4 separate regions of the Homo sapiens genome follow, and regions 1, 3 and 4 are each linked to region 2. The links are chromatin contacts, found by Hi-C or POLR2A ChIA-PET in ENCODE. All regions are on one chromosome and are shown on one strand. Each heading gives the region's core, a stretch centred on a gene start or an enhancer-like site at or near the end of the contact. The rest is flanking DNA. Distances are from core to core; before and after follow the strand shown. Region 1 holds the start of ZNF57 (zinc finger protein 57). Region 2 holds the start of OAZ1 (ornithine decarboxylase antizyme 1). Region 3 holds the start of TLE5 (TLE family member 5, transcriptional modulator). Region 4 has its middle 7.6 kb from the start of TLE2.

Region 1 (6,098 bases), core at 1,811-4,310, 630 kb after region 2:
CTTGAATGTAACATCGTCAAAAATCACCATGATAGATAAAAAGAATGTAACGGTAGAAGTAAATCTTGTCATTGGAAGTGATAATATTGCTTTTCTGAGAAACTAAACATAACTGCAAAACTGCCAGAACTTGATAAAATACGTGCAATATACATAATTAAATGTATTGATGGACTAAAATTTCATTTTCTGGAAAAAGTATATAAAATATTGAGGAAGAGGCTAAACACCACCTGCCGGGTCTGTGTGAGGACAATTTCAGGTATCTCATGAGAAGGTGACAGAGAGGTCGCCCATGGGTATATAAACAACTTTGTGAGGGCGAAGACTCCTCAATTCAAATGCATTTGCATTCTGTAAGCATATTGAGTTCAGTGGGCCAGGCACGGTGGTTCATGCCTGTCATCCCAGCATTTTGGGGTCCTGGCGGGAGGCCATGAGTTCAAAATCAACCTGGGCAACATAGGTAGAGCCTGTCTACAAAAAATAAAAAGAGTTAACTGGTCCACGGGTTCTGGTTTACAGTGAGCTGGTTTTTTTGTTTTTTGTTTTTTGGTTTTTTTTTTTGAGATGGAGTCTCACTCTTTCACCAGGGCTGGAGTGCAATGGCACGATCTTAACTCACTGCAACCTCCACCTCCCTAGTTCAAGCCATTCTCCTGCCTCAGCTTCCCGAATAGCTGGGACTACAGGCGCTCGCCACCATGCCCAGCTAATTTTTGTATTTTTAGTAGAGACAGGGTTTCACCATGTTGGCCAGGATGGTCTCGATCTCTTGACCTCGTGATCCACCCGCCTCGGCCTCCCAAAGTGCTGGGATTACAGGCGTGAGCCACTGCACCCGGCCGAGCTATGATCTTGTCACTGCATTCTACCCTGGACAACAGAGCAAGACGTTGTCTCAAAAAAAAAAAAACACAAAAAAAACAAGAGAGAGAGATTGAGAGACAGTTAACTGGTTTATCCCAAATTTATTTATTTAATTTTATTTTTAAATTAAATTTAATTTTTTTTTTCAGACAGTATCTCATTCTTTTGCCCAGGCTGGAGTGCAGTGGCAGGATCTCAGCTCACTGCAACCTCCGCCTCCCAGGTTCAAGCGATTCTCCTGCCTCAGCCTCCTGAGTAGCTGGGATTACAGGCACGCGCCACCAGGCCCAGCTAATTTTTGTATTTTAGTAGAGACAGGGTTTCGCCATGTTGGCCAGGCTGGTCTTGAACTCCTGACCTCAGGTGATCCACCCACCTCAGCTTCCCAAAGTGCTGGGATTATAGGTGTGAGCCACCACGCCTGGCCTGGATTTTGTTTTTTTTTTTTTTTTTTGAGACGGAGTCTCCGTCTGTTGCCCAGGCTGGAGTGCAGTGGCGCCATCTCGGCTCACTGCAAGCTCCGTCTCCCGGGTTCAGCCATTCCCCTGCCTCAGCCTCCCGAGTAGCTGGGACTACAGGTGCCCGCCACCACGCCTGGCTAATTTTTTTGTATTTTTAGTAGAGATGGTTTCACCGTGTTAGCCAGGATGGTCTCGATCTCCTGACCTCGTGATCCACCCGCCTCGGCCTCCCAAAGTGCTGAGATTACAGGCTTGGGCCACCATGCCCGGCCCCGGATTTCTTGATCTAAAGAATGTCCGCCGGGCGCGGTAGCTCACGCCTCTAATTCCAGCACTTTGGGAGGCCGAGGCAGGCGGATCACGAGGTCAGGAGTTCAAGACCAGCTTGGCCAACATAGTGAAACCCCCGTCTCTACTAAAAATACAAAAATTAGCCGGACGTGGTGGCAGGCGCCTGTAATCTCAGCTACTCGGGAGGCTGAGGCAGGAGAATCGCTTTAACCCTGAAGGCGGAGGTTGCAGTGAGCCGAGATCACGCCACTGCACTCCAGCCGGGGCGACAGTGTGAGACTCCGTCTCAAAATAAAAAAATAAATAAAACAAAAAACAATGTCCAACAAAAAAACAAATCCAGCGAGGCCAGACAGGATAGGGGCTCCCTGGGGTCCGCCCATTTTCGGGATCAGGTGACTCGAGGTTTGGTCCTTATTTTAGTGCAGGCTCAGATGTCGGGGGCGAGCCAAAGTGCAGGGGCCTGTGGGAAGGACAGGAGGCTGGGAAACGTTTGGGTAAAAAAATCAGGACACTGGCCGTGCGCGGTGGCTCACGCCTGTAATCCCAGCACTTTGGGAGGCCGAGGCGGGCCGATCACGAGGTCAGGAGATCGAGACCATCCTGGCTAACACGGTGAAACCTCGTCTCTACTAAAAATACAAAAAAATTAGCCGGCGTGGTGGCGGGTGCCTGTGTCCCAGCTACTCGGGAGGCTGAGGTAGGAGAATGGCCTGAACCCGGGAGGCGGAGCTTGCAGTGAGCCGAGATGGCGCCACTGCACTCCAGCCTGGGCGACAGAGCGAGACTCCACCTCAAAAAAAAAAAAAAAAAAAAAAAAAAAAATCAGGACACTGACAGCACGTGCTCCAGCACGGGGCAGGGCCTCCATGGGGTCCGCGCCCACGCGGGGCAGCGCGGTGACGTCACGGCTGAGGACCCCGCCCCACGAAGGGCTCACCCCACGCGACCCACGCCGCTCGCTCGCCCCTCCCCTCCACGCAGCACTCCGGCTGCTCCGTGGGGAAACTGAGTCTGGACTTCTCGTGCCCGTTCGGGAGAAGGACGCGGGAGGCGCGGCCGAGCTGCGGGGAGAGGTTGGGCTCACCCCGGGCCAGAGCGAGTTCGCGCAAACGGGAGTGTCCACCGCTGGCGGGTCAGCCACTAGCGTTGGCTACGCGCCGGTCACTCGGGCGACAGGAGGCGGGGCGGCGCGGAAGTTATCTTCCAATCAGGTGCTCCGGGGGCGGGTCCGGAAAACTGTCCAATCAAGGCACGGGGCGGACACCGGGAAGCGGATTGCAGGTTTGCAGTAGTGTCCAATCGAAGGCCCCAGGGGTGAAGGGGGCGTGTCCAAAACGCTGTCCGCTCAGAGCGTTGAAAGGGCGGGGGCTTAGAGATTGTCCAATCAGGGCGCCGCTTCCTGAGCTCCGAGGCCCCGAGGGCGGGACGTTTCGTCCTCCCTGCCGCGCGTGCCCTGCCTACCACGAGCGGCCCGGGAGTACCTGTACCTTTCAGCTGCGCCGGCCGCGAGGCCACGGAGAGCTCGCCTTGGAGAGCCCAGGAGCAGGGGAGACATGGTGAGTGCGAGGCAGGAGCAGAGCCAGGGGACGGTCGGAGCGACGGGAACCGGCTGGAACCAGAGTCCGCCGAAGTCTGCGGCCGGGATTGGCTGAGGGACGCGCGGGGCGGCGCAGGACTAGCACCTGGGACCCGGGGACGCCATCACAGCGGCCGGGCTGGAGGACTGGGGGCAGTTTGGGGGGACGGAAGGGGCGGCAAGGAGCTTGGGGGTAACTTAGGGGGAGGCCTGGGCAGGAGGGGGGCTGGAGGTAGTTTGGGGGGACGGTAGGGGCGGTCAGGGGTCAGGGACCAGTTTGGGGGGACGGCAAGGGACGGTCAGCAGGTTGGGGATGTTACGCGTGTCCGTATAAGAGGTCACCTGAGCAGGCTTAGTGTGAGCCACAAGGCTGTTTACTCACTTGGGTGCAAGTGGGCTGAGTCTGAGAAAGGACTCAGCAAAGGGTGATGGGATTATTATTGGTTTTATTTTTTTATTTTTTTTATTTTTGGGACGGAGTCCCGCTCTGTCGCCAGGCTGGAGTGCAGTGGCGTGATCTCGGCTCACTGCAACTTCCGCCTCCCGGGTTCAAGCGATTCTCCTGCCTCAGCCTCCGGAGTAGCTGAGATTACAGGCGCCCGCCCTCACGCCCGGCTAATTTTTGTTTTTAGTAGAGACAGGGTTTCACCATGTTGGCCAGAATGGTCTCGATCTCTTGACCTTGTGATCCGCCCGCCTCGGCCTCCCAAAGTGCTGGGATTACAGGCGTGAGCCACCGCGCCCGGCAATCATTAGTCCTTATAGGTTTGGGACAGGCATCGGAGTTAGGAGCAGTTTTTTTGAGGACAGTTGGTGGGTGTTACAAAGTACATTCTCAAGGGCGGCGACGATGTTTCAAAGTACATTCACAAGGGCTTGGGGGATGTATTGTCACAAGGGCTGGGAGGAATATTACAAAGTACCTTCACAAGGGCGCGAGCGTGTATTGTCACAAGGGCGGGGTACATTCACAAGGGCGAGGAGGACGTATCGTACAAAGTACATTCACAAGGGCGGGGGAATATCACAAAGTACATTATCACAAGGGCGGGGGGCTTGACCATGGTGCGGCCAGCTCAGAGAACCTTACAGGGGACAGCTTGGGGGGATGGCAAGGGACGGCCTGGGGGTCAGAGGCAGTTTGGGGGACGACCTCAGCGGTGGGAGTTAGCTGCCCTGGGGGTTTTGTTGCAGGGTATCACTAATGCTGTGAAAGCTTTATTCGGGCAGCCGGTGTCAGTAAATGTACTGTACTGTTCTCCTGTTTGGCTTTTTTCTTCTCCTTAGTGACAATAGGAAAATGTTCAAGTGTGTTTTCTGCCTTCTGGTCCGTCAGGATAACACCTGTTTATCGTGGGGTACAGGCTAAGCATGGCCTAAGGAAGTCTCTCAGGAATATTCTGTCTCCCACCAGAATTGTAGAGAAAGTGTGCGCAGTTCCACATCTTATAGCAGCTAGAGATGGATTAAAATGTTCATAAAAATAGTAGTTTTTCAAATGCCAAAGCAATCAGACAAAAAATAATAGTTATTCTTCCATACAAGGTGCAGAGTTTGCGACAGTGTGTGATCGTGTTCCATTTCAGTTCAGCTAGACATGAGATTAATGCAAATTCTGCAAAAACCTGTAAAACTGAGGCGTGTTCCATTCTGGTTAGTTTCCAGTTTGTCACCAGGAGTATTGCTTCACTGATCCATCATCTGTTTGCTGACTGGGAAAAGCAGTTTCTGGCCATGTAAAGTCATAAAGACTGCCTTGGAACTCCCTTCCCCCACTTACACAAGGGGTGGAAAGCACTGATTCTGCTGCATTCTCACTCTACGGGATGAGGGTCTTTGTGGCATTTAAAGTGTAGCACCTGGAGCAGGGAGGTGAGCCCCAAGACCGGTGACTCCAGCTGAGCCCACAGTTGAGCCTGCACTGGAGGCCGCTGAGGGTGCAGCGGGGTCTGGCTGGGCAGCCTCCACTTGCTCAGTCCTCCTGCCTCGTAGAACAGCCGCAGCGGGAACTGTTCATGCTGATTGAGGCTGCTGAGCATGGGAAAGACGATTGTCCTGGAGATGTGCTTGTGGGCGTTTTAGCCTTTCTGAGGTTGCACCTGTGCTGTCTTGGAGCCGTTTCTAAGCAGTGGGTTTAGTTTATGCTTTAAGTGTTGTTTTTCTTTTTTGGAGACACTGTGTCTCCCAGGCTGGAGTACAGTGGCGTGATCTCCACACATTGTATCATCCGCCTCCCGGGTTCAAGCAATTCTCCTGCCTCAGCCTCCCGAGTAGCTGGGATTACAGGCACTTGCCACCACGACCGGCTAATTTTTATATTTTTAGTAGAGACGGGGTTTCGCCATGTTGGCCAGGCTGGTCTCAAACTCCTGACCTTAAGTGATCCACCCTCCTCCGCCTCCCAAAGTGCTGGGATTTCAGGCGTGAGCCACCGCGCCCGGCCTGGATTAAGTTTTAATATAAACACCAGTGGCCTTACTGCCCGCATAAATAGGCCTCCGGCCTCTCTTCAACACCTGTGTGCTGCTCCCAGCGCTCATCTCTGTTCTGCCCCCAGGGTAACCACTGTCCTGATTTTTTTTTTCATTCTCTCTACCTTTACCATTTATTATTTATCACCATACAGAGTTTTAATTTTGCCTCCTTTGAATTTTTTTTTTTTTTCAGGCAGGGTCTTACTCTGTCGCCCAGGCTGGAGTGCAGTGGTGCGATCTCGGCTCACTGCAGGCTCCGCCCTCCGGGGTTCACGCCATTCTCCTGCCTCAGCCTCCTGCGTAGCTGGGACTACAGGCGACCGCCACCTCGCCCGGCTAATTTTTTGTATTTTTAGTAGAGACGGGGTTTCACCCTGTTAGCCAGGATGGTCTTGATCTCCTGACCTGGTGTTCCGCTCGCCT
Region 2 (5,431 bases), core at 389-2,888:
GTGGAATCCCCTAACTCGGGAGTCTCACCCAGGGTGATTCTGCCCCCGCCAAGGGACACTGGGTGATGTCTGCGGATACTTGTGGTTGTCACAACTGGGGGTGCTCAAGGCATGGAGTGGGTGGAGGCCAGGGACGCTGCTCAGCGCCCTGCAGTGCCCAGGGCGGCCCCAAATGTCAACCGCAGGAGTTAATTTCTGCCTCAACACCTGAATAGCGAATGCTCGTAGCAGAGATGCAACAACAGCCTTCTGGTGCAGTACGAAATCTCGAAAGACAGGCAGGCGCGGTGGCTCACGCCTGTTAATCCCCAAACTTTGGGAGGTCGAGGCAGGCGGATCACCTGAGGTCAGGAGTTCCAGACCAGCCTTGCCAACATGGTGAAACCCCATCTCTACTAAAAATACAAAAATTAGCCGGGCGTGGTGGCGGGCACCTGTAATCCCAGCTCCTCAGGAGGCTGAAGCAGGAGAATCGCTTGAACCTGGGAGGCGGAGGTTGCAGCGAGCCGAGATTGCGCCACTGCACTCCAGCCTGGGTGACAGCCAGGCCCGGTCGCAAACAAAACAAAATTAAAACCATGAAAGGAATCAGGATTTGCCAGGAGTAGCATTTTTGCTTGGTAAGAACAAAATTTTGTTTATACATGAAATAAAAAATATTTTATTAAACCTCACTGCAAAGTGGCAACTTTTTGCTAAATTCATAATTTAGTCTACACACAAGCTATGTACCCGTATGTGACTGCCAAGAGTTATATCTTTGCTTATTAAAAGCAAAGTGCAGTTCATACCTGAGATTTTTTTTCTGGATTTAACCAGGAGGGGAAATATTTTTGCTAGGTAAGTCCACATTTTACCTCACAGGCGAAACAGTTTACCGAACTTGACCACCAAAGAAATCGTTTTTTCCTTGGGAGATCCACATTTTAGTTCATACATGAGATGTGTTTCTGAATTTTAACTGCCAGGAGTAGTGTTTTTCCTTAGGGTAAGTTTCAGTTTCCACAGGAAAAATCTGAATTTATCTGCAAGGAGTAAAATTTTTGCTTAAGTCCAAATTGTACACGAAATATTTTACTAAATTTGAATATCTTTAACATTGGAAGTTCTTTTTTTTTAAACACTGGAAGCATTTTAAGAACTGCAAGACCAAATTTAAAAAAATAAAACCAGTAATATCATCGATGATTACCAGGTGTTACTGGAAATAATTCTGGCGCGGTTGGACAACCCCCCAAGCACCCGGGGGCCTACCCAGGGGAGGGGTCCCGCTGCGTGAAGGGACCCTAGGGAGGGCGACGTGGACCACGACAGACAAACGGGCACTCGAAGACCCCCGAAAATCGGCCCCAGCGAGCCGCCCCCGCCCCCAAGGCACGATTGTGGGGGCGGGGACGGCTCGGGGCGCGCGCAGCGCGTACCCGGCGCCACGGCAGCCCCGCCCCCAGAAGGACGCGCGCAGGAGGGGGCGTGGCCCGAGGCTCACCAACCAATCTCCAGAGAGCCTCTTCCTTTCCCTTTCCCTTTCACCAATCAGGCGCTGGGAGGGGCGGGCGCGACTTTTTTTCCCGGCGGCCCCGCGGCTCTGCCCCTCGTGCGGTCGCGTTCCCGGCGGCGCGGGGGGCGTGGCCTGGGCGCAGCATCTATAAAGGCGGGCGGCGGCAGAGGCGCCATTTTGCGAACGGCGAGCAGCGGCGGCGGCGCGGAGAGACGCAGCGGAGGTTTTCCTGGTTTCGGACCCCAGCGGCCGGATGGTGAAATCCTCCCTGCAGCGGATCCTCAATAGCCACTGCTTCGCCAGAGAGAAGGAAGGGGATAAACCCAGCGCCACCATCCACGCCAGCCGCACCATGCCGCTCCTAAGCCTGCACAGCCGCGGCGGCAGCAGCAGTGAGAGGTAAGTGCCCCGCCCCCGTCCGAAGCTTCCAGAAGCGCCGGCCGCGCAGGCCTGCGGGGGGCCGTCCTCGGGGCGCCAGATAGGTCCCCGGCGCGCGAGATCCGCCCCTTTGTCAAGGCCAGAATCGCGCCGGGGACGAGGTAGGCGCAGGGCGGGCCTGGAGGTCCCCCCCGGCCTTAGCAGTGCTCTCGGGGGAGTCGGGTTTGGGGGGCAAGGGTGCGGAGTTGGATTTGGGGGGCACCGTCCGGGGCGCCTGATTTGCGGGAGGGGCATGGGTCGGAGGTCGGATTTGGGCGCAGGACGGGGAGTCGGGGGAGGCGTGTGTCTTTTGCGGGGTTCGCGGGATGGGACTCGGCTTCGGAGGAGGGGAGAGGCTTCTGGTCGAGGGTTGGATTTGCGGGGCGCAGACTGGGAATTCGGTTTGGAGGAAGGGTGTGCGGTCGGGTCGGATTTGGGAGGCGCAGGATGGGGCAATCTGGTTGGGGGCGGGGTCGGCCTTGGGGGGCTGGTCCGCGGACAGGCAGGGCCCGCGGGGCTGGTGAATCTGCACTTTTCGGTCCCGGCCGTCGAGCGTGCGCTGCGGGAGCGGGGAGCGCTTTGCGGTGGACGAGCTCCCGCGGGTCCCTGTTGCCTCGATGTGGCCCCTGCACGCGACGGACCTCGTGGGCCCCGTTTTTCGCCCCTGAGCGAGTCGGTCTGGATGGCCCGGGACGCGCCGGGCGAGGCCGCGCACGTAGACGGCACCCAGGGCTTCTCCGCGGGGGCCGCCGGGGAGCTGGGGGTGGCGCACTCCGACAGCCCGGCAGCGCCCTGGGAAGACCCCCGCCGCTTCCCGGGAAGACGCGTCCCGCTTCCGGGGGCGCGGGTGCCAGCTGCGGTTGTGGGGGAGCCCGCGGGGTCTCGGTCGAGCTTTCCCGACTGCGTCCCCCGAGGTGGGCGTCGCTCAGCCCCGGATCGGGAGGTTGGGCCGCGGTGCTGGCGGTGCCGCGGTTTGGGGGCCGTGCAAAATGGAGGCAACTTTGGGGCCTGTTTACCCTGCGCAGCAAATGGCTGCTGGCGCTGCCGGCTGCGCGATTGTGAAAATCTCCCCCGGGGCGCGAGGCCGCGTCTGCCTGGATGACGCAACCGGGAGGGCCCGGGCCTGGAGCGGGGGCGGGGGGGCGGGCGGCCGGGAGCCGGAGCGGGGCGCGTCCTCCATGAGGTCAGGCTAGGCCCGCCCGGTCTTCGCGGGGACAAGCAAGAGTCCCAGATTTTGGCCGTAGTGCAGGGTGGAAAGGGGAAGCCGCGACAGAACTGAAAAGGGGAAGCGCTGGCTGTCTTGGTGGCCGGGGGGTGAGGCTCTGCCCCGGCGGGGCTGCGTGAGGGGAAGGGGCCCCCCGCCCTGGGAAGGTTGGGCTGTCCTGGGCGGCGCCGCCCGAGGAGTCGGGGCTCAGTGACTGCTGCCCTTGTAGGTGCTTGGGGCAGGCGTTGGAGCTGCCTTCGGGAAGCCTCGGGGGTGTGGGACCGGGTGGGCCCCTGCCTGGGCGGGGCGGGGTCTTTTGGCCGAGGCAGGGGTGGGGATGTGCTGAAGGCCGCCCGGACGCCCTGGAGGGGTCTCCGCCCGGAGCCTGGCGCTGCCTCGTGACCTGCATCATCTTCAGTTCCAGGGTCTCCCTCCACTGCTGTAGTAACCCGGGTCCGGGGCCTCGGTGGTGCTCCTGATGCCCCTCACCCACCCCTGAAGATCCCAGGTGGGCGAGGGAATAGTCAGAGGGATCACAATCTTTCAGCTAACTTATTCTACTCCGTGAGTATGGGGCCGGGCCTGCTGGGGCTGCTCTGGGGCCACAGGTACTTTCTTGTGCACCTTGCTGCCCGTACCTGTGATTGAATGTAATCGTGGGAACCCTGAGTTTCATCAGAGCCGGCGCACAGTCTCCTGCAGCCCAGGCGTTGCCTGAGCTCAACACGGCCTAGGCCCAAGCTTTAGCGCTGCCGGGTTCTTGGAGTCCTGTGGGGTGAGTCAGGGTTCTGAATTGGGCTGCACCCCCTGGACAGGATGATCGGCTGAATGTAACAGAGGAACTAACGTCCAACGACAAGACGAGGATTCTCAACGTCCAGTCCAGGCTCACAGACGCCAAACGCATTAACTGGCGAACAGTGCTGAGTGGCGGCAGCCTCTACATCGAGATCCCGGGCGGCGCGCTGCCCGAGGGGAGCAAGGACAGGTGAGGGGCAAGGACAGGCAGGGAGTGCTCACCCAGGGGAGCAGGGACCAGGTGAGGGGCAAGGACAGGCGGGGAGTGCTCACCCAGGGGAGCAGGGACCAGGTGCGGGTTGCTGCCCAAGGGGTGCAGGGACAGATGAGGGAGGGCACTGCCTTCAGGCAGCACATATGGGGGCCACCATCGCTTTGTTGGTGGGGACAGGGTCCCCCCTTTTTTTTTTTTTTGAGATGGAGTCTTGCTTTTGTTGCCCAGGCTGGAGTGCAGTGGCATGATCTTGGCTCACTGCAACCTCTGCCTTCCGGGTTCAAGCGATTCTCCTGCCTCAGCCTCCCGAGTAGCTGGGCTTACAGGCGCCCGCCACCGATGCCCAGCTAATTTTTGTGTTTTTAGTAGAGACGAGGTTTCGCTATGTTGGCCAGGCTGGTCTTGAACTCCTGACCTCGTGATCCGCCCACCTCGGCCTCCCAAAGTGCTGGGATTACAGGCGTGAGCTACCGCTCCCGGCCTGGGGTCCCTTTTTAAAAAGTGCACTCCAAATTCGTACCCTGGGATTCTACCCTCCAAGGGATGCCAGGCAGTGTCAGAGCTTTTCTGTCATGGGGCATGCACGTGGGTGGGTGCAGCGGTGCTGCTCAACACTGTGGTGTCAGGACGGCCCCACCCAGAGGACGATCTGGGCCCCAGGGGGACCCTGGAGTAGAGCGGGCCTCAGGGTAGCTGCTAAGGCCCAGGAGGTAGGCAGGTGGGTCGGGCCAGCCGAGACGCTGACACTCGCTGCAGCTTTGCAGTTCTCCTGGAGTTCGCTGAGGAGCAGCTGCGAGCCGACCATGTCTTCATTTGCTTCCACAAGAACCGCGAGGACAGAGGTAGGTGACCCGTATCGCCTGCAGTAGGGTGCGTGGGGGTGCCTGCGCCGCCCCTTCATTCTCAGCCCGCAGGCACGGTCTCCCTGCGGGGGTGGGGGGTGCGGGCGGGGGGTTCTGGTCGGCAGGGGTTCTGACGGCTTCTCCCCCGCAGCCGCCTTGCTCCGAACCTTCAGCTTTTTGGGCTTTGAGATTGTGAGACCGGGGCATCCCCTTGTCCCCAAGAGACCCGACGCTTGCTTCATGGCCTACACGTTCGAGAGAGAGTCTTCGGGAGAGGAGGAGGAGTAGGGCCGCCTCGGGGCTGGGCATCCGGCCCCTGGGGCCACCCCTTGTCAGCCGGGTGGGTAGGAACCGTAGACTCGCTCATCTCGCCTGGGTTTGTCCGCATGTTGTAATCGTGCAAATAAACGCTCACTCCGAATTAGCGGTGTATTTCTTGAAGTTTAATATTGTGTTTG
Region 3 (5,390 bases), core at 1-2,500, 790 kb after region 2:
GGTGCGAGGAGCCCTGTAGGGATGGGGCGGCCCGGGTCAGGCCCAGGCGTGGGCTGGACCCCCCTCAAGGGCCGGCTAGGAGGGAGCGGCCGCGCAGCTGCGGCGCCCCCCCTCCTGCCCCACTTCCTGGGCCCGTGTTTACGGCCCCTGGCGCGACCCCACCCGCGCTTCCTGCCCCCCGCCTCTCCCGGGGGAAGCCGAGCGGGTGGGTGCGCCCGGAGCCGCCCCGTCCCCCGCCACCCCCAGGCAGTGGGGGTGCGTTTTAAGGCCCGCCCTAGATGGGGGGCAGGGTGCGCCCTCTACCGCCCTCCAAAGCGCCGGGAGGGAGTGCACATCCGAGGGGGGTAGAAACGCGCCCTAGGGAGCCCCCTCCCCAAGTTGGGGGGCAGCGATTCCTCCCTGCAAAGTCCTCTTGGGGGAGGGGTCTCTCTCTCGGTGCTCGAAATCTTCCGGGGGGGCCCAACCCCAGATTCCCAGCGCCCTTCCTCGGGGACACGCTCTTCCGGGAGGGGTGCGCCTCGGATCACCCCCCCCACCACAGGCCCCCAAAGGATCCCCGGGCTAGAGGTGCCTCGCGGGGCTTCCGGAGCGCCCCAGGCCCGAGGCCAAGGCCGTCCGAGGCCCTGACTGTCCCGGCGGGTTGGGGGGGGGGGGCGCCAAGCCGGGAGCTGCGGCGGGGGGGCTCGGGGCCCGGAAGCTGGGGTGGATCGGGAACTGGAGGGGGGGTGTCCGGGGGCCGGCGGCAGGAGGGGAGGGGGGTCGCGCCGGGCTGGGAGCTGGAGAGGGAAGACAGGGCCGGGGAGTTGGGGGGGGCGCCGGGCCGGAGGCACCGGGCCTGGGGGTTGGGGGGCGCGGGGCCGGGAGCCGGGGGTCGGGGGCGTAGGGCCCGGATCCGGGGTGGGGGCGCCGGCCGGACGGGCCCCGCTTACCGAATGCCTGCTTTGTGGAAACATCATGTCAATCGCGGCGGGGGGCGCGGGCTGCGCCCCGGCTGTGCGCCCCGGCTCGGGCTGCTGGGGGCGCCGGGCGGCCGCGCCTTTGTCCCGGCGCCGATCGGCAGCTCCCGGGGCCGCCGCCGCCTCCCGCGCCCGGCCTCGCCCGCTTCCTGCGCCCCCTCCCCGCGCGCCCGGCCCCGGCGCGCCCCGGGCCCCGCTTCCTGCGCGCCCGGCGCCCCTCCCCGCCCCTCCCCGCCGCCCGCCTCCCCGCTCCCCGGCCCCACCGCTATTGTCTAATGGCGGCGACGCCGGCAGTGGCCGCGGCTCGGCTGCTGCGGAGGCTTCGGCTCCACCTGCCGCCGCCCGTGCCCCGTGCGCGCCGCCGAGGGGGGGGACGCGCGCGCCCGGGGAGGCCTGCGGATCCCCACGCCGGCCCGCCTCCCCGTGGCCCGCCCGCCGCGGTGACCTTGGGCCCGGCCCGCCCCCGCCCCGGGCAGCGGCCCCCGCCACCCTCTCCTACCCGGCAGCCGGCCGGGCCTCGGTTTCCCCATCTGTCAAAGAAAAGGGACCCGGCTGCCCGCGTCGAAGCCGCCGGCCCTGCTGTGGCACGACCTGGACGCGTGCCACGGACGTGCTCTGTGACCTTGGCTCTGGCTGGGCGGTGGTTCTTGCTGAGCCTTAGTTTCCTTTTCTGCAGAAAGGCAGCGGTAATGCCGCCTTCCTGAGGGAAGCCATTCTTGTGACACATTTATAGAACGCCTACTGTGTGCCAGGCCCCGCTGCTCCAGGGCCCTGGGGTGGGGCGGGGCGGGGGTGGGTCCCTGCCCTGGTGGTGGTGCCTGGAGACAGACAGAGACAAATTCACAAGCTGAATTCCTGGCAGGTCAGATGGTGGGGACAGTTCTGCAGAAAAACCAGCCGGGAGAATGGCAGGGTAGGAAGGTGCAAAGTTAAAGAGGTGGGAGGGAGGATCAGAGACGGCTTCCTCCACCCCTAAAGCGACCTGAAGAAGGAGGGAGAACAGGGGGATGGGGTACAGAGGTAGTCAGAGGCAGGACCAACAGGTGCAAAGGCCCTGGGGCAGGACTGTGCCTGGCAGCAGAGTGCCCGGGGGGAGGTCAGGAAGGCCGGAGGGAGGCAGGGCCGGGGGCTTCGTGCTTTTGTCCAGGGCCCCCCCACCCCACAGCAGGGCTTGTGCTTGGGTTAATATTTACTGCTGCATTTTGAGATTTCTAATCATTTTTGAACAAGGGGCCTTTGAGTTTTCTTTTGCACTGGGCCCTGCTAACTCTGTAGCTGGTGAAGCAGGCCAGTCCAGCAAGGACTTGTGGGTCTTGGGGAGGACTTGGGATTTTGCTCTGAGTGAGGTAGGAGCCCTGGAAGGCTGTGGGAGGAGGAGGGACGGGACCTGGTGGTTGGTTGGTTTGTTTTTTGAGATGGAGTTTCGCTCTTGTTGCCCAGGCTGGAGTACAATGGCACAATCTCAGCTCACCGCATCCTGGGTTCAAGTGATTCCTGCCTCAGCCTCCCGAGTAGCTGGATTACAGGCACGTGCCACCACGCCCCGCTAATTTTGGAGTTTTAGTAGAGACGGGGTTTCTCCATGTTGGTCAGGCTGGTCTTGAACTCCCGACCTCAGATGATCTGCCCGCCTCGGCCTCCCAAAGTGCTGGGATTACAGGCGTGAGCCACCGTGATCAGCTGTTTGTTTGTTTTTGAGATGGAGTCTCACTCTGTTGCCCAGGCTGGAGTGCAGTGATGTGATGTTGGCTGACTGCAGCCTCTGCCACCCGGATTCAAGTGATTCTCCTGCCTCTGCCTCCTGAGTAGCTGGGATTACAGGTGCGCATCACCACGCCTGGCTAATTTTTGTATATTTAGTAGAGACAGGTTTCACCATATTGGCCAGACTGGTCTTGAAATCCTGACATCAGGTGATCCTCCCGCCTCCACCTCCCAGAGTGCAGGGATTACAGGTGTGAGCCACTGCGCCTGGCCCTGGACTTGGGCTTTTGCTCTGAGTGAGGTGGGAATCCTGGAGAGCCGTGGGAAGAGGAGGGATGGGACCTGGTGGCGGTTATTAAAGGATCCCTCTCTCTGCCACGCAGAGAACAGGTCCCAAAGAGGCTACTGAAATAAGGCTATGACATTAAGGTCCCCCTTTGGCAGGTGCGAAACACAGTCTCTTCATCATCGTCATCCACTAGGCAGCCTGCTCCCTTGAATGAATGCAATTGATTTGGGCCTTGGGTGTTCCCATCTGTAAAATAGACTTGGAACCCCAGGCTCCTTACCTTGGCAGGTAAGGGTGATAGCCTTCAGTGATCAAGATTAATAATCTTTAAAGCAGTGTTTTAATATTTTTATTAAAAAAAAATTTTTTTTTTGAGGTGGAGTCTCACTGTGTGGCCCAGGCTGGAGTGCAGTGGTGCCATCTCGGCTCACTGCAAGCTCCACCTCCCGGGTTTATGCCATTCTCCTGCCTCAGCCTCCCGAGTAGCTGGGGCTACAGGCGCCCACCACCACGCCCGGCTAATTTTTTGTATTTTTAGTAGAGACGGAGTTTCACTGTGTTAGCCAGGATGGTCTCGATCTCCTGACCTCGTGATCTGCCTGCCTCGGCCTCCCAAAGTCCTGGGATTACAGGCGCGAGCCACCACACCCGGCCTAAAAAAATTTTTTCAGACACAGTCCTCTGTTGCATAGGCTAGAGTGCAGTGGTGCAATCATAGCTCACTGCAGCCTCCCACTCCTGGGCTCAAGTGATCCTCCGACCTCAGCATCCTGAGTAGCTGGGACTACAGGAGTGCACCACCATGCCCAGCTAATTTTAACATTTTTTGTAAGCCGGGAGCAGTGGCTCATGCCTGTAGTCCCAGCACTTTGGGAAGCCGAGGCCAGTGGATCACAAGCTCAGGAGTTCGAGACCAGCCTGGCCAACATGGTGAAACCTCGTCACTACTACAAATACAAAAATTACCGGGGTGTTTTGGCGGGCGCCTCTAATTCCAGCTACTTGGAGGCTGAGGCAGGAGAATCGCTGGAAGCTGGGAGGTGGTGGTTGCAGTGAGCCAAGATCGCGCCACTGTACTCCAGCCTGGGTGACAGAGTGAGACTCTGTCTCAAAAAAAAAAAAAAAAAAAAGATGAGGCTAGAAAGGATTAGGATTTTGGATTTTTAAGATTACTACTACTTGGTGGCCGGGTGTGGTGGCTCACACCTGTAATCTCAGCGCTTTGGGAGGCCGAGGCAGGCGGATCACCTGAGGTGAGGAGCTTGAGACCAGCCTGACCAACATGGAGAAACTCCGTCTCTACTAAAAATACAAAATTAGCCTGGCATGGTGGCTCACGCCTGTAATCCTAGCCACTTGGGAGGCTGAGGCAGGAGAATTGCTTGAACCTGGGAGGTGGAGGTTGCGGTGAGCCAAGATTGTGCCACTGCACTCCAGCCTGGGCGACAAGAGCGAAACTCTGTCTCAAAAAAAAAAGAAACAAAGAAACAGAGATTAATACTACTTAGTAACAGCCAAGCCTTCAACCAACCGCAACACCCTTGTTTTTCCTGCAGGGCCCTGAGAGACTGCGTTCCTAGACTGCCCCTGAAGCCAGTCCTGCCGCTAGCACCCCTGCCACCCCACCCCCACTGCCGTGGGGACCAGACACCCCCTCTCCTGGGAGGCCACCTGCCAGTGTTTATTTAGGCAGGCGCCTTCCGGTATCAGTGTGCCCGCCCAGTGACCAAACAGCCCCATTTTCGAAGCCCCCACACTGTCAGGGGAAGCAGAACTGGACACAGATACCTTGAGCACGGTGAGGTGAGGGCTGGGCCACCCACAGGGACCTAGGCCTGTGAAGGAGAGAGTCATTGTGAAATCATCGTTTTTAGAAAATAGGTTTTTTTTCTGCATAGAAGGCAGCCCAGAATGGTGGCCCACACTATAAATAATCAACCAAGCCACACAGGTCTGTATGTTTTTGCTCCGCACCAGGGGCTGCCTTAAGCACTTTAACCTTTAGGTACAGTTGTCACACCCATTTTAGAGATGGGGGGAAAACAGGCCGGCAGGGTGGCTCAGGCCTGTCATCCCAGCACTTTAGGAGGCCGAGGCAAGCAGATCACTTGAGGATCAGGAGTTTGATACTAGCCTGGCCAACATGGCGAAACCCCGTCTCTACTAAAAATACAAAAATTAAGGCGTGGTGGTGGGCGCCTGTAATCCCAGCTACTCTGGAGGCTGAGGCAGGAGAAGCGCTTGAACCCGGAAGGCGGAGGTTTCAGTGAGCCGAGATCGTGCCACTGCACTCCAGCCTGGGCGACAGAATGAGACTCTGTCTCCAAAAATAAAAAATAAAAAAAAAGAAAACGAAAAAAAATGGGGAAAGTGAGTCACAGAGAAGTGAAGTGACTTGGCCAAGTGGGTAGGGGGCAGAACCACGATGTTATCCCAGGCCT
Region 4 (5,839 bases), core at 1,074-3,573, 770 kb after region 2:
CAGTGACCGCCTCGTGAGGATGGCTGCAAGCTCTGGCACCACCTCCGGTTCCTACTCTGAGACCCAGCCCTGTGGGTCCAGCCACCAACTGGGCATCTCCCCTAGAGGTCCCCCAGATCTCAGACTCTTACCCCCTGCTCCTATCAGGGTTCCCACACACATCCCCCAGATACTCTAAACCAGAGCATCACCCTAGCCCTCTATTCCCAACACCTGGCCTGCAACCCTCCTCCGTTCTCCCCACCCCAGCAGCCCCCACCCTGACCAGGCCTTTGTCCTCTCTCCCATCTGGACCACAGCCACCTCCTCCCTCTGAGCAGCCTTTGTTTTTGGTGATCTTCAATTGGAGCCTGGCCCTCCTTCCCTCAAACCCTCCCCTGGCTCCCTATTGCCCTAGGGATAAATTTCCAGCTCTTCACCCTAGCACTGGAACCTCTGCAACCCTGCCCCAGCCAGCTTCACCTTCCTCCACCAGATCACACCACACCCCCAACCCCCTCCAGCCACCCTGGCCAGATCACCTAATTTGTGTCCTTTCTTTCCCACCTCTGAGCCTTTCCCTGCTTGTTATCTCTTCCTGGAATTCCCTCCCCCTCCTTTTATGCCTGGAGAAAGTCCATTTTTTTCAAGGCCCAACCCAAAAACTGTCTCCTGCAAAAGCCTTCTCCCCCAGCCTCCTGTCTTCTTCGCCTCCTGTCTTCTCCATACGCGCGTACACACACACACACACATACACACACTGGATATAAACTGCTTGGTGTTGGTGGATAAATGGATGTTTAGTCTACGAACACCTCCACATGCTGCAAGAGGCTGGATTCCTAGAGAAGATCCAGCCCTAGGCCTTCCAGGGAGGGGCTCCCAGAGCATCTGGTGGGGACAGAGGTACAGGGACACGTACCCTCCCAGGGTCACATAGGGTCAGTGTCAGCACAGGAGCGAGCTAAGGATGAAGGCAGAGCCGGGCGAGGAACAGGGGCATTGCCCGGTGAGTGAGCTGAGGCTCCCTAGAGCAGGGGATCTTTACCCAGCAGTCTTCAGATCCCTCTAACAGGCACACTGCACCGGGGAGGGTAAATACAGATTTGTGGATTGCCCGAGAAGCCACAAGACCACACACGCACACAGGAACACACCCCATCCCTTAGTGTGTGATCCGCCAGGAAGGAGGAGTTTTTGCTCTGGGCAGCAACATCCCCAACTTTGGGAGCAGCGGGTGGAATTTGGGGAGACTCTGCTGCCAGCAACTGTGTGCATACTGGGGAACCCTTGGCCGCCTGTGACTCCATAACTCCCCAAAATACCACATCCGGCCAGAGCAGGAAGCAGGGAAGCAACCTGCCAGGCGTGTTCCAACGTGGGTAGAGTCCCCAGCGACTTCATTTGCCACGCGGGACTTCACGGACCCCCTCTTTGCGCCTCAGTTTCCCCAGCTGCACCATCAGGGAAGAAGCTGCCAGAGGGGAAAAGGAGCTCAGCCGCCGATCTCCCCCTTCCCATTACAGAGAGGCTCAGCCCCTGGTTCCTGGCTAGGGTTTTACGTTGTGGATGTGGGTTTACGGAAAAAAAAAAAAGGGAAAAAGCTGAGAAGCTGCGCTGGGACCCCGGATTGCTCAGACCACCTTAAATCAGCCTGGCCGCCCCAGCTACTGTGGAAATTCCTTTCTCCGCGGTGGTTGGCTGGGGGCGCCAGCCAATCCGCTCGCGACGCTCCCACATGGGTCAGTGACGTCACATAGGAAACTGGCCAATGGGGATTAGGAGACCAGCAACCAATGGCAGGAGGCACTGGGATCAGTAGGGCCAATCGGAAGGCAGCTCGGCGCTCCCGGCGGGGTTTGGCGAGTGTGGCCCCCCTCCCTAGGAGAATCTGAGACCCTAGTGGACGCCCGAGCTCGACCGGATTGGAGGAGGGGGGGCTAAGGCTCCATTATTATCCAGAAACAGGGGAAAGCGAGTCACCCCCAAGCCTGGCCTATCTCCCCTTCAAAACAAGGGACCCTCGTGCAATATGCTACCAGCTAGCTGGCGGAGCAGAGGTTGCATCTTTCTCCCTATTTCACAGATAGGTAAACTGAAGCAAAGAGTAGTTAAGTCACGCTGGACGCCCGGCGAAGAGCTGAAGCTCTTACCCGAGCCTGGGGGCTCCAGGAACGGTCTCAGTTTTACCCCCAGGTGGGGGGGATGGGCCTATAGGTAGTCAGGGGTGGAGGGGGGTGGTGCTGGGCCTTGTGCCTCAGTTTCCCCGAGCGTGGAAGCTGGAGGAGAGCACGGGTTTTCAGAAAAAGACTACGATTCCCAGAAGCTCCCGCGCGGCTCCCGCCCAGGCTGTCAATCAAAGTAACGTGGGTACCTCTCCGGCCCGCGCTCTCCCGCCCGTCGCCTCCCTCCCGCCAGCTCCCGCTCCCTCCCTGCCGGCTCCCGGCCCGGCGCGGTATAATTACAGCCCATTGATCCGACCCGGGCCGGGAAAGCGGCTCCCTCGGGGAGGCCAAGCCTTTGGCTTCCGACACCGCCAACCTCTGCCTACCGCCCCCTCCAGCCGAACTGCCGGGCCACCAGCCAGGCCTGTCCCCTCCCGCTGGCCCCGGGCTCGCGGGTGACCTCTGAGCCTCAGCTCCCCGCCACGCTTGGCGGTGTGCCCCCCGGAAAAATCACACACACATTTCCTTCCACCCAGGAACATGAGGAGCCATCTCCCTAGAACCTCCAGGGCCTCTCTTTGAGCCTCAGTTTACCCAGATGCACAGTGAGATTGCTGGACAAAACTTTCATGAAACCCATACTCCGTGCTGTTCTGCCTGGGAGCAGCCAGGGCTGACCTTGGTGGAAACTCAAGGAGGGGCTCCCAAGTTTGGGAGGAGGGGGAGACAGCCCAGCTCTCTCAGAACCCCTGTGGTCGGGGTTGGGGTTAGGGAGGATCAGAGCTGGGGGTGGGAGTGGGGGCAGGCTCAGCCAGGATTTAGCGCCCCCATTGGGAAGTTGGGATAGCTTTCTAGATGTTGGGTGGTAGTATTTAATAGATGTTGGGGCAGGGCGTGGTGGCTCACGCCCGTAATCCCAGCACTTCAGGAGGCCGAGGCAGGCGGATCACCTGAGGCCAGGAGTTCGAGACCAGCCTGGCCAACATAGTGAAACCCGGTCTTTACTAAAAATACAAAAATTAGCCGGACATGGTGGCACGCTCCTGTAGTCCCAGCTACTCAGGAGACTGAGGCAGGAGAATTGCTTGAACCTGGGATGCAGAGGTTGCAGTGAGCCGAGTTCGCGCCACTGCACTCTAGCCTGGACAACAGAGTGAGACTCTGTCTCAAAAACAAAAACAAAAACAAAACAAAACAAAAAGATGTTGGGTTTCGGTATTTAAGCTAGGGTTTTGCAGAATGCATAGGAGTTGCCTCATTTGAGCAGTGCCTTTAGATTACCCTAACCCTAAGTGGACAGAAGAAAGATGGGGCAGCCTTAAGCCCTTTCCTGTGACAGAGTGAGCCTTGGGCTCTGACCCCTAGCTTTGCTGTGTGGATCTGGGAACATCCCCCAGCTGTGAAGTGTCGGGGAGGTAGATACCCCCTAGGGTTAGAAGGCCCCTGTGCCTACTTTCGCATGGGTCCTGAAGTCACAGTGGGTTCTGACCAGCAGGAGTCAGGGCCTGGGAGCCCGTGGTAGGAGGCACTAGGATTGGCTGAGGGGCTCAGGAACTCCAGCCTCTCCCTGAGTAAGAACTGGGCGGCTGGGGGAGAAGTCCCAGAGTGACAACGGCTCAGTGCCAGGCACGTTTACTCTGCTTGGGTTTCCTTGTCTGGAACACAAGATTAATAATAGAATCTTCAAATAAGGCCTATAAAGTACTTACAATAATGCATAGTAGGCCGGGTGCAGTGGCTCACACCTGTGATCCCAGCACTTAGTTGGGCCAAGATGGGTGGATCACCTGAGGTCAGGAGTTCGACACCAGCCTGGTCAACGTGGGGAAACCCCATCTATACTAAAAATAGAAAAATTAGTCGAGCAAGGTGGCACACGCCTGTAATCCCAGCTACTCAGGAGGCTGAGGCAGGAGAATCCTTGGAACCCAGAAGGCGGAGGTTGCAGTGAGCTGAGATCACACCACTGCACTCCAGCCTGGGGGACAGAGCGAGACTCTGTCTCAAAAAAATAATAATAACAATAACAATAATAATAATGCATAGTAAATGCTCCATAAAGGGTAGCTATTTGTACTCCCAACATTTATTTTGTCCTTATTATTATTTGAGACAAGGTCTCACTCTGTCACCCAGTCTGGAGTGCAGTGCCACCGTCATAGCTCACTGCAGCCTTGACCTCGCTGGGCTCAAGCCGTCTTCCTGCCTCAGCCTCCGGAGTAGCTGGAATCACAGGTGTGTACCACCACACTCAGCTAATTTAAAAAAAATTTTTTTGTAGAGACAGGGTCTCACTATGTTGCCCAGACTGGTCTTCAACTCCTGGGCTCAAGCAGTCCTCTTCCCTCAGCTTCACAGAGTGCTGGGATTACAGGTGTGAAACACTGTGTCCAGCCCCCACTATGTCCTAAAGGGTCCTTCTCTCCCACTCTCCCCTCACGCTCCACATCTATGCTATGCATTCTCCATTGCACCCACATCCTTGATGATCCATTGAAATGTGAATCAGGGCTGGGCGTGGTGGCTCACGCCTGTAATCCCAGCACTTTGGGAGGCCAAGATGGAGGGACTACCTGAGGCCAGAGGTTCGAGACCAGCCTGGCCAACATGGTGAAACCCTGTCTCTACTAAAAATACAAAAATTAAGGCCGGGCGCAGTGGCTCATGCCTGTAATCCCAGCACTTTGGAAGGCTGAGGCGGGCGGATCACCTGAGGTCGGGAGTTCAAGACCAGCCTGACCAACATGGAGAAACCCTGTCTCTACTAAAAATACAAAATTAGCCAGGGTGGTGGCGCATGCCTGTAATCCCAGCTACTTGGGAGGCTGAGGCAGGAGAATCGCTTGAACCCGGGAGGCGGAGGTTGCAGTGAGCTGAGATCGCACCATTGCACTCCAGCCTGGGCAACAAGAGCAAAACCACGACTCAAAAAAAAAATAAAAATTAAAAAAAAAAAATTAGCTGGGTGTGGTGGCGGGCACCTGTAGCTGCTTGGGAGGCTGAGACAGAATTGCTTGAACCCGGGAGGCGGAGGTTGCAGTGAGCTGAGACCGTGCCATTGCACTCCAGGCTGGCCAAGAAGAGCAAAACTCTATCCTTTCCCCACTCCAAAAAAAAAAAAAAAAAAAGTGAATCAGAGTCCATCCCTCCCTTGCTCAAGAACCTTCCATAGCTCCCTATTGCCCTCAACATAAAATCCAAACTCCCTACCTCTGTCTATGTGATCTGACTTCCATCGCCTCCCTCCTCTCACCTCCTCCCACTTCTCCCCCTCTGTTCCAGCCACACAGGCCTTCTCCCTCTTCCTCAAACCAGAGTCTAGCCTCAAGACCTCTGCACTGCATTGGTTGTTCCCTCTGCCTGAACCACGGCCAGCCTTTCTCTTCCTTTCAGATCAAACATCACATCCTAGAGAGGCCAGCCTGGCTAGAGTAGCTCCCCTCCTCCTACCTGCTCAGCTTCCCTCAGTCTTCCGAGGCCTCGTGGCTCTGGGAACACATACTATCTGCTCCCTCCTGTGTGTACGGTCTGCCCAGGCCCCAACACACCACCGGCTACACTGTATTTATTGGGAGAGTAAGTGGACAAGCCCATAGAGGGATAGAGCCTCACCAAGGTCACCCAGCATGACGGACGCGATGCCAGGTCCCCTGCTAACCTGCCCAGCGCTAACACAACCTGTAGGGGTCAGCTGA

Evidence for each region. Hi-C counts contacts between places; a loop is a spot of excess contacts on that map. ChIA-PET counts read pairs that join two places held with the same protein, here RNA polymerase II (POLR2A). Pooled maps may share reads with other maps.
Region 1: a loop to region 2 is called in a pooled map, with 12 times the contacts of the local background. The contact joins the promoter of ZNF57 here to the promoter of OAZ1 in region 2. A Hi-C loop is called at or near these places in 6 of 50 pooled maps.
Region 3: a loop to region 2 is called in a pooled map, with 14 times the contacts of the local background. The contact joins the promoter of TLE5 here to the promoter of OAZ1 in region 2. A Hi-C loop is called at or near these places in 4 of 50 pooled maps. POLR2A ChIA-PET finds 5 or more read pairs at or near these places in 2 of 52 experiments (B cell and activated CD8-positive, alpha-beta T cell).
Region 4: a loop to region 2 is called in a pooled map, with 8 times the contacts of the local background. The contact joins the enhancer-like site here to the promoter of OAZ1 in region 2. A Hi-C loop is called at or near these places in 7 of 50 pooled maps.

Annotation. Positions count from the first base shown.
Region 1 is chr19:2,897,868-2,903,965 of GRCh38, forward strand. ZNF57 (zinc finger protein 57) reads left to right here and starts at 3,061. Exons shown (of 4, transcript NM_173480.3): 1 at 3,061-3,181. The coding sequence starts at 3,179. RefSeq lists a silencer at 2,449-2,498 and enhancers at 2,678-3,249, 3,109-3,258.
Region 2 is chr19:2,267,848-2,273,278 of GRCh38, forward strand. It overlaps OAZ1 (ornithine decarboxylase antizyme 1), which reads left to right and starts at 1,639. Exons shown (of 5, transcript NM_004152.3): 1 at 1,639-1,897; 2 at 3,538-3,683; 3 at 3,935-4,107; 4 at 4,888-4,973; 5 at 5,125-5,431. The coding sequence starts at 1,752. The coding sequence ends at 5,261. It overlaps LOC105372240 (a long non-coding RNA gene), which reads right to left and starts at 1,406. Exons shown (of 2, transcript XR_936242.3): 1 at 1,255-1,406; 2 at 646-1,025. RefSeq lists silencers at 1,206-1,695, 2,661-2,720, 2,931-3,130, 3,141-3,480, 5,020-5,169 and enhancers at 1,338-1,952, 4,690-4,749, 4,760-4,819.
Region 3 is chr19:3,061,245-3,066,634 of GRCh38, forward strand. TLE5 (TLE family member 5, transcriptional modulator) reads right to left here and starts at 1,251. Exons shown (of 7, transcript NM_001130.6): 1 at 930-1,251; 2 at 1-13. The coding sequence starts at 956. It overlaps LOC105372242 (a long non-coding RNA gene), which reads right to left. Exons shown (of 4, transcript XR_001754027.2): 4 at 4,702-4,784. RefSeq lists silencers at 65-334, 1,257-1,466, 4,527-4,716.
Region 4 is chr19:3,033,973-3,039,811 of GRCh38, forward strand. It overlaps a transcript of TLE2 not described here. Among named protein-coding and RNA genes, the nearest start is that of TLE2, 7.6 kb to the left of the region's middle. RefSeq lists an enhancer at 1,299-1,498 and silencers at 1,639-1,808, 2,469-2,528. Within about 2 kb of position 2,324, at least 38 of the 41 ENCODE cell types and tissues checked have a DNase peak (open chromatin) inside an H3K27ac peak, as active enhancers do.